Regions from separate parts of the Homo sapiens genome. Here all the other regions are linked to region 2. The links are chromatin contacts, found by Hi-C or POLR2A ChIA-PET in ENCODE. All regions are on one chromosome and are shown on one strand. Each heading gives the region's core, a stretch centred on a gene start or an enhancer-like site at or near the end of the contact. The rest is flanking DNA. Distances are from core to core; before and after follow the strand shown. Region 1 holds the start of CD40LG (CD40 ligand). Region 2 holds the start of HTATSF1 (HIV-1 Tat specific factor 1). Region 3 has its middle 12 kb from the start of LINC00892.

Region 1 (3,630 bases), core at 838-3,337, 150 kb before region 2:
ATGATAAATGTCATTCGGAAGGAGAATACAGCTAATGATATCTGCCTCTACATTCATTTCCACGGCATCAACAAGAGGAGGACTTTCAGGCATAAATGGAGAATAATAAGTTATTATATTGGCTGATTGCTATTTTGTATTTGCAGTTTAAAAATCTATAAAAGACAGCAATTAAGATGTCATGTTATCAGAAACTCCAGGTAGAAATCAGAGCTATTCTACTAAATGTTCACTACAAAATGCATATTTTTTCAACATACTATAGCAGCAATATTCTGTAATTGTCACATTTCTCATTGCTTCAGTAATGATTGGTCATTATAAACATCAGCCTAGAAAATAGTTTTCTGCAGAGCTAATTTGCCCACTTCATTTTAGTGTTTGTGATGCAGTGCTTTATAAAAAGAAGTTAATTTGCAATGTGTCAGTTAACGAGTTCTAATTACATCTCTCTCCCTTTTAACTTTAGTATTTGTAGAAAACATTTGCATTTTTAAAGAAATCATCTTTTATCCTCAAAGTAACAAGATATTTTATTTTCCAATGTCTTAGAATAATTAAATGTACAGAATTCACTTGCATTATCAACTAATTTTATACCATTTTCTTGCTTTAAGAGTAGATTTTTTAGATTCAAAACAAGATTCAGTTAGCTGGCAGCTTCTGCTGTAATTAAGAGCACATGTAAATAGTACGGTAAATATCAGTCCACTGAGGTCACTATTGCCCCTTTAGAAGCTAGGCCTATGTCCATACATTTGATTGACAGAGCACATCAGGCCAAACACAAATAACCAACCAGACCAGAAGCCCCCTCTTTTGTCAGCAGTGAAACCTAATATTTGGATAACCCAGTGGATGACTTCAGCCCTCACTACCTCACCTTATCCTGTTAGAAAAATCTCATGACATTAATTCTAGGTCCAGATCCTAAGAGAGGACACTCAAGTATCCCTGATAAAGTGCAATCATCCAGATGCTTTCTAGCCACAGTTCCTGCATCCAGAATTTTAGGAACAGCCAGAAAACTAATCAACTTTCTCCTTTACATCTATGATTGGTATTTTGTCAACACCAGCCAATTATACTCCTCAGTGGAAGTGAAAAAATACATGAAAACAAAATAAGTCCTGATGGTTTTCTTTTCCTAAGAATGCAAAACAGCCTACTAAGTTACTCTGCTCTTTTGTTCCTGCAAGTCTAACCATTTAAAAATGTAAAACATCTCAGAGGGAGACTGAGCATCCTGCAACTACAATCAGTGCTTGTGAAGAATTACACAGAAAATGCTACTTTTACTAAAAGACTGCAAATTCTGGGACTTATCCATGTCTATGTTAATCTGAAGCATTATGAAATTTTAGATCAAATTGACGCTCTTCTTGCCTAGCTGGAAATTTAAAAGAAAAAAGCTGTCTCCATAAAAAAATAGCTTACTTTTAAAGCAGAACTTTAGCAAATAATTATAGCTAGTGCGTACATAGTGCTTACTATGTATCAGACCCCCTCCTAAGCTTTTTACAAGGCTAAACTCACTTAATCTATGAAATGGACACCAATACCATCCCCATTTCTCAGATGTGGAAACTGAGGCACTTGCCCCAGGATAACAGAGATGGTATGGGCAGAGCCAAGATTTGAACCCAGGCAGTCTGACTCCAGATCCCAAGATCCTAACCAGAGACAAGAATATGAGACTTCATTGACTAGGCAACAAACATTATGCCACAAGACCATTCTTCTATTTGGTTTCTACCATCATCCATCATTTGGGTAGAACCAACCTATGAATTAGTAAGGACCCCAAATTTAGTTAATAAAGGCTTGTGGTTCATCTTACCTTGTCCAACCTTCTATGAAGATACACAGCAAAAAGTGCTGACCCAATCATCTGGGTGATAAGAAAAACAGTAAGTAAATACATAAAAATTTTCATGCTGATGGGCAGTCCAGTGGCCGCAGATCGGGGAGAAGTTTGGTTGTATGTTTCGATCATGCTGTGTTAAAGTTGAAATGGTATCTTCTGGCAGAGAAGGTGGCAGAGGCAGCATGAGAAGACTGTCAAAGTGGCCACCTTACTCAGGATTAGTTAAGAGCGCACAATCGTTGCAGCCCACACTTCCTGGAAAATGTGCTTCGTAGTCTTCTCTCCCAGCAAAAACGTTACGTAAAGGTTTTTTGTTTTTTTTTTTTTTTTTAATTATACCCATATCATTCACTTCCAGGCTTTCCTTTTTGTAAGTAAAGAAGAAACAAGTTTCTTCTTCCATATATTCATTCTTGCCTTGAAATGTCATAGACTTCTTAACAGACAATGGCAGTATTTTCCTATCACTGTCTAACTTTTTGGGTTCACCAGTTTCAAGGAAAGTGACAAATTCATCCACCAGCAATAGACTTATTTCAATTTCAATCTTACTAATACGAAGCGGGAACCTGGTATATGGAGAAAGAAACACATGTCAACAAAAGTTTGGATTGATTTTATGACTGGTGTCCCATCAACTAATTGCTTCTCAGAACTTTACTTCTTTAATCACTAAACTCAATGAAAGCCTGGCAGGTTTTCAGGTCAAGTCTACATGGCATAAAGCAAAAAAAGCATGCTGATGGTTATTAAATAAAATTTAGCTGGAAAGATAATGCAAGAAAAATAAATTTTGCAAAGGCAAAGATAAGTAGGGTCTTGAGGGAAATCAGGCCAAGACTCTGGAATTGAAGTTAAAGTAAAAATCGTGACTTGACGTAGCTAAGCTGCCTGTGTACACTGTTCCAATCCATTAGATAATTGTTGATGCTGATGTAACAGTTCAGAATAGGGAAAATAGGCTGCAGTTAAGAGATCTGAATTCTAGTCTTTGCTCTACCAATAAATTGCTATGAGCCTTGGGCAAATCACTTCATCTCTTTAGACCTCAGTTTCCTCATACCCAAAGGAGGCACTTGCACCTGTCTTGCTTATCCTGTAGGTTGCTGTGAAGATCTAATAAAGATGTGCATGGAAGAAATTTGAAACACGTTAAGCAATAAACAATTCTCATCCTGAATTTTTTGGAATTTATTTAGCCTAAGACATGAGTTTAACAAATAATTGCCAACTCCTTACATGTTGGTAAAAACCAAATGAACAATAACAATATTAAAAACACCTTAAGTTTTGACAATGAATTGAATCACTGAAGTGTGTAGGATTACACATTTCTGAAGGGCTTTTGCATCATCTTATCAGATTTCCTTCAAACTAAAAGCAGCTGTGGAAATCCCTACCTCACATCCAAACCTGGTCTAGAAACCATGATAAAATTGCTTTGATGATTCCTATAAAATTGTTTTGAGAGACAAATAGGAAACGTAAAAACTGCTCTGATAGGCATGCTATCTATATAGTTAGCACCTGCTTTCTTCCCCTCCCACGCCCCAGCATCCTGTCCTGGGCCCAGATCTATGTAGCTTTTCACTACATCTGCCAAGTAGGTGGCTTCGATGCACGTGATGAACTTTGATCAGTCAAGTCAGAGGCTTTGGTTCTTAGACAAGTAACCTTAGTTCCACTGAAGGAAAATTATCATGAGAGCCAAAATGGGCTCAAGGACTTCTGCACTGTCAGTTTTATACAACTTGAGAGTGCCA
Region 2 (3,680 bases), core at 242-2,741:
ATGGGGTTAACAATTGTAAAACTAAATGCTCATTTTAACTTTATCACAAATTAAATGACGTTATATTTTAGTATCAGAACAAATTAAAGACAAATCCAACTCATATCTATCTTCCTCCCCTTTGGGGGAAAAGCGTTATTGCAAAACGAAAGAAATATAGTTATATCATCATACCAATCAATATTAGGCAGGCATGGAATGGGGAAAATGTAAAACCCAAAGTTTGAAGAGGTATGGGCTTCAACAACATAAAAGGATAAAGTCACACATTAATCCATTATCACACCTTTGTTAAAAGTATTCAGAATGCTGAAGAAACCAAATCTGCACTCAAACTAGCACTACCAACACAGAAGTGAAATCGTAAATTTTAACAATCTGGAGGGATTGGAATATATATACAAATACAGAATGGGAAAGAAAAGTTGCAAAAGAATTTTTACAATAGCAGTCCAGTCGCGCAGTGGAGACAGGTTTTGTATCATTGACTTGCAAGTCAATTTGTGTGCTATTAGTGTGCCCTTTCCTGCTCATGAGAGCCAGATTAAAAGGGCACTTTTACCACAAAGTTTACAGAATCAAGTTTAACATTAGTTATTTTACTTCGAAGCTGAAATAAAAATACTTAGCAATTTCCAAGTATTCCAAACAAACATACACAGATTTTCCATCTGTATTCTGTGTATCTCCAGTCTTATTCCTGTGGTTATATGGTTCAAACATATATGCCTAGGGACAAAATTTACTAGGAAAGTAAAGCAAGGTGCAAAGAAAGTTCAATTAGTAAAGCTATATAAACAGCTACTTTAAAAAAGAAATCAAGAAACTGCATTTTGCACATAGTACATAAGCTAAACATCTGAGTTCCTAGGACAAGTGGGGTTGGCTACCAGAAATGGACAGCTACTAAATTTGTTCTTGGTATTTTTCCTCTTTGCAATAAAAAGCAGTCATGTAATAATCAACTGTGACCTTCACAGACAAGATTAATAAAGCATAGAAAAGACTTAAAAATTACATTTAAGACACTACCCTAAAGATTTACGTTCTTTTACACATCGGTGCCCCAACAAACACAACAAAAAGAAGCGTCGCTATTCAAGGGGGCTAGGACCAAGGACCAAGGATCTCAGCAAAGCAAACGTAAAAGGAGTGCCCCGCGAGGCTGGCCAGGCGGCCCGCTCTGCAGTGGCGCCCGTGGCACTCTCCTACCTTGGGGAACCAAGCCTTTTTGTCCAGGTCCCACTCGTAGGGAGTGTCCGTCGGCTGCTGCCCGAGAGAATCGGGTTCTCCGCCGGCATCGGTCTGGGTGTCACCATCCTTGCCGTCTCCGTACAATTCTTGCATTCGCAACTGCTCATCAAACTCATCGTTCCCATCCAAGTTGGTGCCGCTCATGTTTCCTACCTAGCTCAGGAGCAGGGTTCAGAAGAACTAAGAGGCCGAAATGACGCTGGAGCTGAGCAGAGAAAGGGAGGTCAACCGCGCTCTGCTCGCGCCCCGCCGCCCCCCGGCCCGCCTCCCCGCTGCGCCCCAGCAGTCCCCGGGAAATCGCGGCCGCTCGGCGGCTGCACCGCCCCCCTCTCTGCCCGCCCACCGCGCGCGCGCGCTGATGCTGTGAGCTCGGCCGCGCCGCCGCCCACCTGGCTTGCTCCGCCGGGCCTCGGCACCGCCGCTAGGTCCAGGGCGCTGCGGGAGCGCGCAGGCGCGCTGCCGCCGCCGCCACCGCCGCCGCCGCCGACCGGATCTGAGGCGACTGCGGCTCCCTCGGCAACGTCAGGAAATTACTTCTAAACTAAGCCCTGCTCAGGCCGACGCAGCCGCCATTGTCGGCGCGTGGCGACGTCGCGGGTCGCGCCGACACGCCCACTATGGCGTCAAAAAGCGCCGACGCCGGCATGCGGCGCGAGGCCCGGGGAGGCGGGGCGCCGGGGTTGGGGGGACCCGCTGCTGCTGCGCGTCGACGCCCACCGGGGTCGGGTTTGGGGCGGGGCGAGGGCCACTGGGATCCCGCGGCGCCTCAAGGGCCTTGAGCTCCGCGGGGTCCCCGGCGGATCGGCCGGCCCGGGAGGGAAACGGAAGGAAGGCGTGGGAATATTCCCTCGCGGGGGTGGCCGGGCGGGTTTCGCGAGGGCGCCATCTTAGGGGAGTGGGTGGGGCGGACAGGACAAATTTCTCTGGCTTCGAGAAAACGACGCGCCTCCTTCGCCCAAAGGCCCCTCCCCCGCTCAGGAACCGCGTCTTTTACTTGTTTCTTTACGACACCCGGGGATAGACACCGGATCTTGTTCATCTTGGTAGCCTAAACTCCTGGCACCGGCTCTGGTGTCTAATGCGGAATGAGCGAATGAATGAACGAATGAGGGGTAGAAGGGCCAACTTTCTTTTTCTGGTGTCAGCCTTCTCCTTTATCGGTCTCATACCTTCCTCTGGCTGGAGTTCGACTCCGTGGGAAGGATGGAAAGGGCAGCAGTTGCCTGCCTCTTGTACTGCAGATTTCAGTGGCGCTCGAGCTTCGAACTTGAAACTTAAGCATAAATGTAAACATCCCAGTGTAAACACCAGCTTTATTGGCCGGGAAACTCCGCTTCTTTGTCATTCTTTTAGAAAGACACAGCATACTTTTTGTTCTAAACAGAACTTTGTTTTCAGGAATTACACTCATTGCTGAAAAGGAAAAGGTCCATATTTTTAAGTTGGGCAGGTATTTATTGAGCCCCTACTAAGTGCAGGGCACTGCGTGAGGCTCTGGCGACCCAGGAGTTGACAAGACAGGCACAGCTCAGGGGAGACAGAATTAAGATGGTTGGCACCTGACAGATATGAGATGCTGGAGGACAGCAGTTCTCAAACTTTTTGGTTCCAGGTCCTCTTTACACTAAAACATTGAAAACCCCAAAAAACGTTTGTTTGTGGTTTATACTTACCAATATTTCTGCACAAAAATGAAAGCGGCTGTTAAAAAATACTAATTCATTAAAATAATAAGGAACCCATTAGTGTAAACATAAATATCATAACCCGGGCTTGAGGTCCGGGAAAACCTTACCAGAAGAAATTATTTCACTATTCCAGTGACCTTCACTTCTAAACATAGCAGTTGAGTACTACTTCTAGAAAATCCTGGCTCCCCACACACCAGTTGTGTGAATCTATGGTTTCAACGATAACAACAGTTTTTAATAGTTTGGGTTAGTTTTTTTTTAAATTACATTTCTTTTTCATGAAGTTCTCATTCTGGCAGGAACTCTTGGAGAACTGAATTTGTGTGCACTTTTATGATATAGGTAATGTGAGTTTTATTAGGCTTAAACTTTGCTAAATATTTTTTCCTGGATCCAAAAATAGCATACAGCTGTTTTCAGCAATGTGTTATTGGGCTCCCATTTCATTCCCGAGTTCACAGCATAGGTGATAATATGCGACACCACCCTACTGCACATATCATTGAGTGCCGGCTCTACCACAACCGTCTTTTGAGCAGGTGACTTAAAGGGTTCCTTATGCTTATGTCCCATGTCACCCAGCCATCCTGGCCCAAAGGCTGCCCAGGGTCTGTGTGGTGACCTGGCAGATAGCTCTGCATTCTAGACTGGATTTGACTGAGCCAGTAAGAACCTCTCCCAGAAAGTTTGAGTATGGAACATACAGGGATGTGGTCAGAGTAGCAAAGAAGCAAG
Region 3 (3,147 bases), core at 21-2,520, 130 kb before region 2:
ACTCCGCATTTTTTTAATAAACAATGGCTAAATGGGCTTAAACGTATTTTTGAGATATTTTTGGTCAATGTAGTAAGCGGCCCCCACAAAAATATTTTGGTAAATCTGGTGATTCGTTTGATGATCTGTGAGACCAGGAAAAGCTCTAAGTGGAAAATCTTAGCCACAAAGGTCATCTTCCTTCCCAGGAAGAGGAGGCGCCATCTTGTACCCAATGCACATTTCCTCTGTCTTCCCTACTTGAGGACCATCCACACTGAGCTGAAATTGGGTGCTCCCAACTGTTCCTTATCCTCCTCCTGAGGCTCAGCTTTCTAAAACCACCCTGGCAGGCACTCATAAAAATGGGTTGCACCAAGGCTTCAACTTAGAGGAACAGAAGGGAATGAGGCTGATGGCTCTTGGGCTGGGGTGACTCAGTTTCTCTGGCCTTATTACTGAGAGCCAAGAGCCCAGCTGAGTGCCTCTCCTGGGCAACCCTTAGAGGATGGATTATTGCTCAACCCATTGAGATTCTCTGTTTCTGGAAGACTGGGGTAGGTGAGGGGAAAAATCAACTCATGGTTTCAGCCTGGGGACTTGATTGTATAATACCTGCACAGAAACCCCTCTTTTAAATAAAATTCTGAAAAAGCATAAAAGTAATTTAACAATATTACCAAAAAAGGAGAAAAGGAATACAATTACCAATTACTCAAAAACCTACCTTTCTAACATAACTATTGTTGTCATATTTCCTTCTTAGTCTTATTTTTATATATTTTTTTCATGGTTATAATAATAGAATACATGTAATTTTTGCATCCTGCTTTTTTTCACTTAGCCTTTCCTAATAAGCGTTTTTCTATGTTGCCTCATATTTTAATAGCCACTGTTTTAGAAGGCAAGATGATAAAATATTTCCCTTTAATGACATCACATCACTGTGAAATTGTGTTTTTTCTCCTATTTCTCTGCAATAGATACAAGGTTAAGAGGTTCAAGATATGACTTCTGTCCTCAAAGAGCTTTTACTTTTTCTGGCAGGGATAGTCATTTCTTCAAAGACCCTTAAGTTGGAGCTGCATGAGCCGCATCAAGTTCACGAGAAATGGAGTATGTATGAGTACCACTGGATGAGTCATTTTTAGTGACCCAAGTCTCCCACCCTCAAACTTAGATCCTATATTGGCACCTATCACCTACATGACCTACTCCCAGCTAAAGAGGTGTTTCAGTGGCCTTGATGTGGGGGTTGTGTGTGTGTAAGCCTCTCCCACATCCTTTTAATCTGGTTGTTTGGTTTGCTGGAGAGTGTGCCCCGGTGGGTTTACACCCCACCCCCGTGGTAACCAATTAAGAAGATTCTAGCAACTTGGAGGACATCAAGTTAAATCCCAACATGAGAAGCAGAATCTTTCTGACACTAACTGGCTCAGCTGATGGAAGTGTCACTGAGACTCTATAATCCTGATAAGAATGACTGCATTTTGTCACATTGCTGAAAACCTCTAACCCTAAGTTTTACTTAGAGGCCAGTTAATGCTTAGGACTCTTTGAAATCTATAATTTGTGGTTGTTGATTTGCACAGGAATTGCCAACCCAAACCATTTGCATCATGGGCCTCTTTTATTAGGATGGACCCTTTTTAGTATCCTAGATTACATGAAAGAAGCATGTTCTTGATACAAGGAAATCTTCATCACTGGCTGCCAAACCTCAGGAAATAACAAAGCCACCAGCACCATTGTGTTCTCAAGCGAAAAAAGTCATTTGAACATTTGGTGTCTTTGGGTATACTAAGAGCTATTCTGACTTCTAAACAGGGTACTAGCCCTTTAGCCAACATTCTGCTAAAAAAAAAAGACCTTTCTGTGCTTTTCTAACTGACTCTACAGTATGTTTTTTAAACTGAGCCCAAGAGTTATTGACTTTGGTCAATAGTTTCCTAGATCAATTGAAATAAGCAGCTTTTCCTGAGGAACCAAACTCAAGCATCCCAGGTACTGGAATGTGGGCAATGCCAGATGATTTGAAAATCAAAGTTTAAACTTTGAATTATAGAAATACTGTGAAAAACAGGTGTCACAATAAGGCCCAGTAAAACATCCTTCAATGCCATTCCCTACAGTTCGTCAGAGGGAATCTTGAATACTCAAATTTTTTCCTCATCTTTAAGAACAGCTTCTGTTCATTTCCCTGCTAGAAGGTGGCAGATGGTACTCCACCCTTACAAAAAGTCTCTCCCATTTGAATTGCCTACTTAGCTTCCTCAGTAAAATATTTCAGTAGTTTGTCCACAGCCATTAGTCTTCCTCTAATTGCTCTGACTCAAATGAAGATTGACTTTGTGGTTGGAAATTTCGTGACATTACCAAGAAAGCTCAGTCAGTACCAGGACTCTTCTCAAACTTCTATTTGCAAACCCAAGGAAAGACCTTTAGCAGGAAAGGACAAAATACTGATATGCAAAACAATTATGTGATGTTTGGTAGAACTCAAATGATTAGTGAACCTACCCTTCTCTCCGTTTTTTTTTTTTTTTTTTTTTTTTTGGTCAAAGGAATGAGTTCAAGGAAATAGTGAGGGTACCTACTGATCGTTTGTGTTCATGAGGGACAAACAGGTTCTGGAAAATTAAAAGCCAGGCAATATCAAAAGTTTATGTTAAGCTAGTACTTTCAAAACTATTTCTCACTAAAGCTTTATTTTTGCTTTTCTCCTTGCTCTGGATCATTCTTTGCTGGAAGTGGAAATATGGCTTTCACAGCTAGAAAGCACTTGAGGACATCATCAGCTGTATTAAGGATCAAACTAGAAGCTAAGAGCAGCATGGGGTCCAGGCATGATCCTGTTTCTAAATAGATGATAGGGATGGGGCAGAGTGGGTAATACATCATAGACTCATGAAATGTGAAGGTGAAGGAGATCTTAGAGCAATGAAACTTATTAAAAATGCAGATTCTAAGACTCTAACACCAGAGATTCTGATCCAGTGGATCCGGGCTGGGAACAAATACATCAGGTGATTGTGCTGCCAGTGGTCCATGCTGGGCTACTTTGAGAAAGCCTACCTTAGCAGGATGGTTATAGAGCCCATTTATTTTACAAAGTAGCAAACAGAGGCCCTGAGACATTGGTCATTTGCTCAAGGGCCTTGAGAACAA

The links. Hi-C counts contacts between places; a loop is a spot of excess contacts on that map. ChIA-PET counts read pairs that join two places held with the same protein, here RNA polymerase II (POLR2A). Pooled maps may share reads with other maps.
Region 1: a pooled map shows a loop between it and region 2 (6-fold over the local background). The contact joins the promoter of CD40LG here to the promoter of HTATSF1 in region 2. A Hi-C loop is called at or near these places in 10 of 50 pooled maps. POLR2A ChIA-PET finds 5 or more read pairs at or near these places in 6 of 52 experiments (CD4-positive, alpha-beta T cell, activated CD4-positive, alpha-beta memory T cell, activated T-cell and 2 more).
Region 3: a pooled map shows a loop between it and region 2 (6-fold over the local background). The contact joins the enhancer-like site here to the promoter of HTATSF1 in region 2. A Hi-C loop is called at or near these places in 8 of 50 pooled maps. POLR2A ChIA-PET finds 5 or more read pairs at or near these places in 3 of 52 experiments (activated CD4-positive, alpha-beta memory T cell, activated T-cell and activated naive CD4-positive, alpha-beta T cell).

Annotation. Positions count from the first base shown.
Region 1 is chrX:136,646,615-136,650,244 of GRCh38, reverse strand. CD40LG (CD40 ligand) reads right to left here and starts at 2,087. Exons shown (of 5, transcript NM_000074.3): 1 at 1,841-2,087. The coding sequence starts at 1,996.
Region 2 is chrX:136,495,403-136,499,082 of GRCh38, reverse strand. It overlaps HTATSF1 (HIV-1 Tat specific factor 1), which reads right to left and starts at 1,491. Exons shown (of 9, transcript NM_014500.5): 1 at 1,213-1,491. The coding sequence starts at 1,398. RefSeq lists a silencer at 1,481-2,150.
Region 3 is chrX:136,625,639-136,628,785 of GRCh38, reverse strand. No RefSeq gene overlaps it. Among named protein-coding and RNA genes, the nearest start is that of LINC00892, 12 kb to the left of the region's middle. Within about 2 kb of position 1,270, at least 3 of the 41 ENCODE cell types and tissues checked have a DNase peak (open chromatin) inside an H3K27ac peak, as active enhancers do.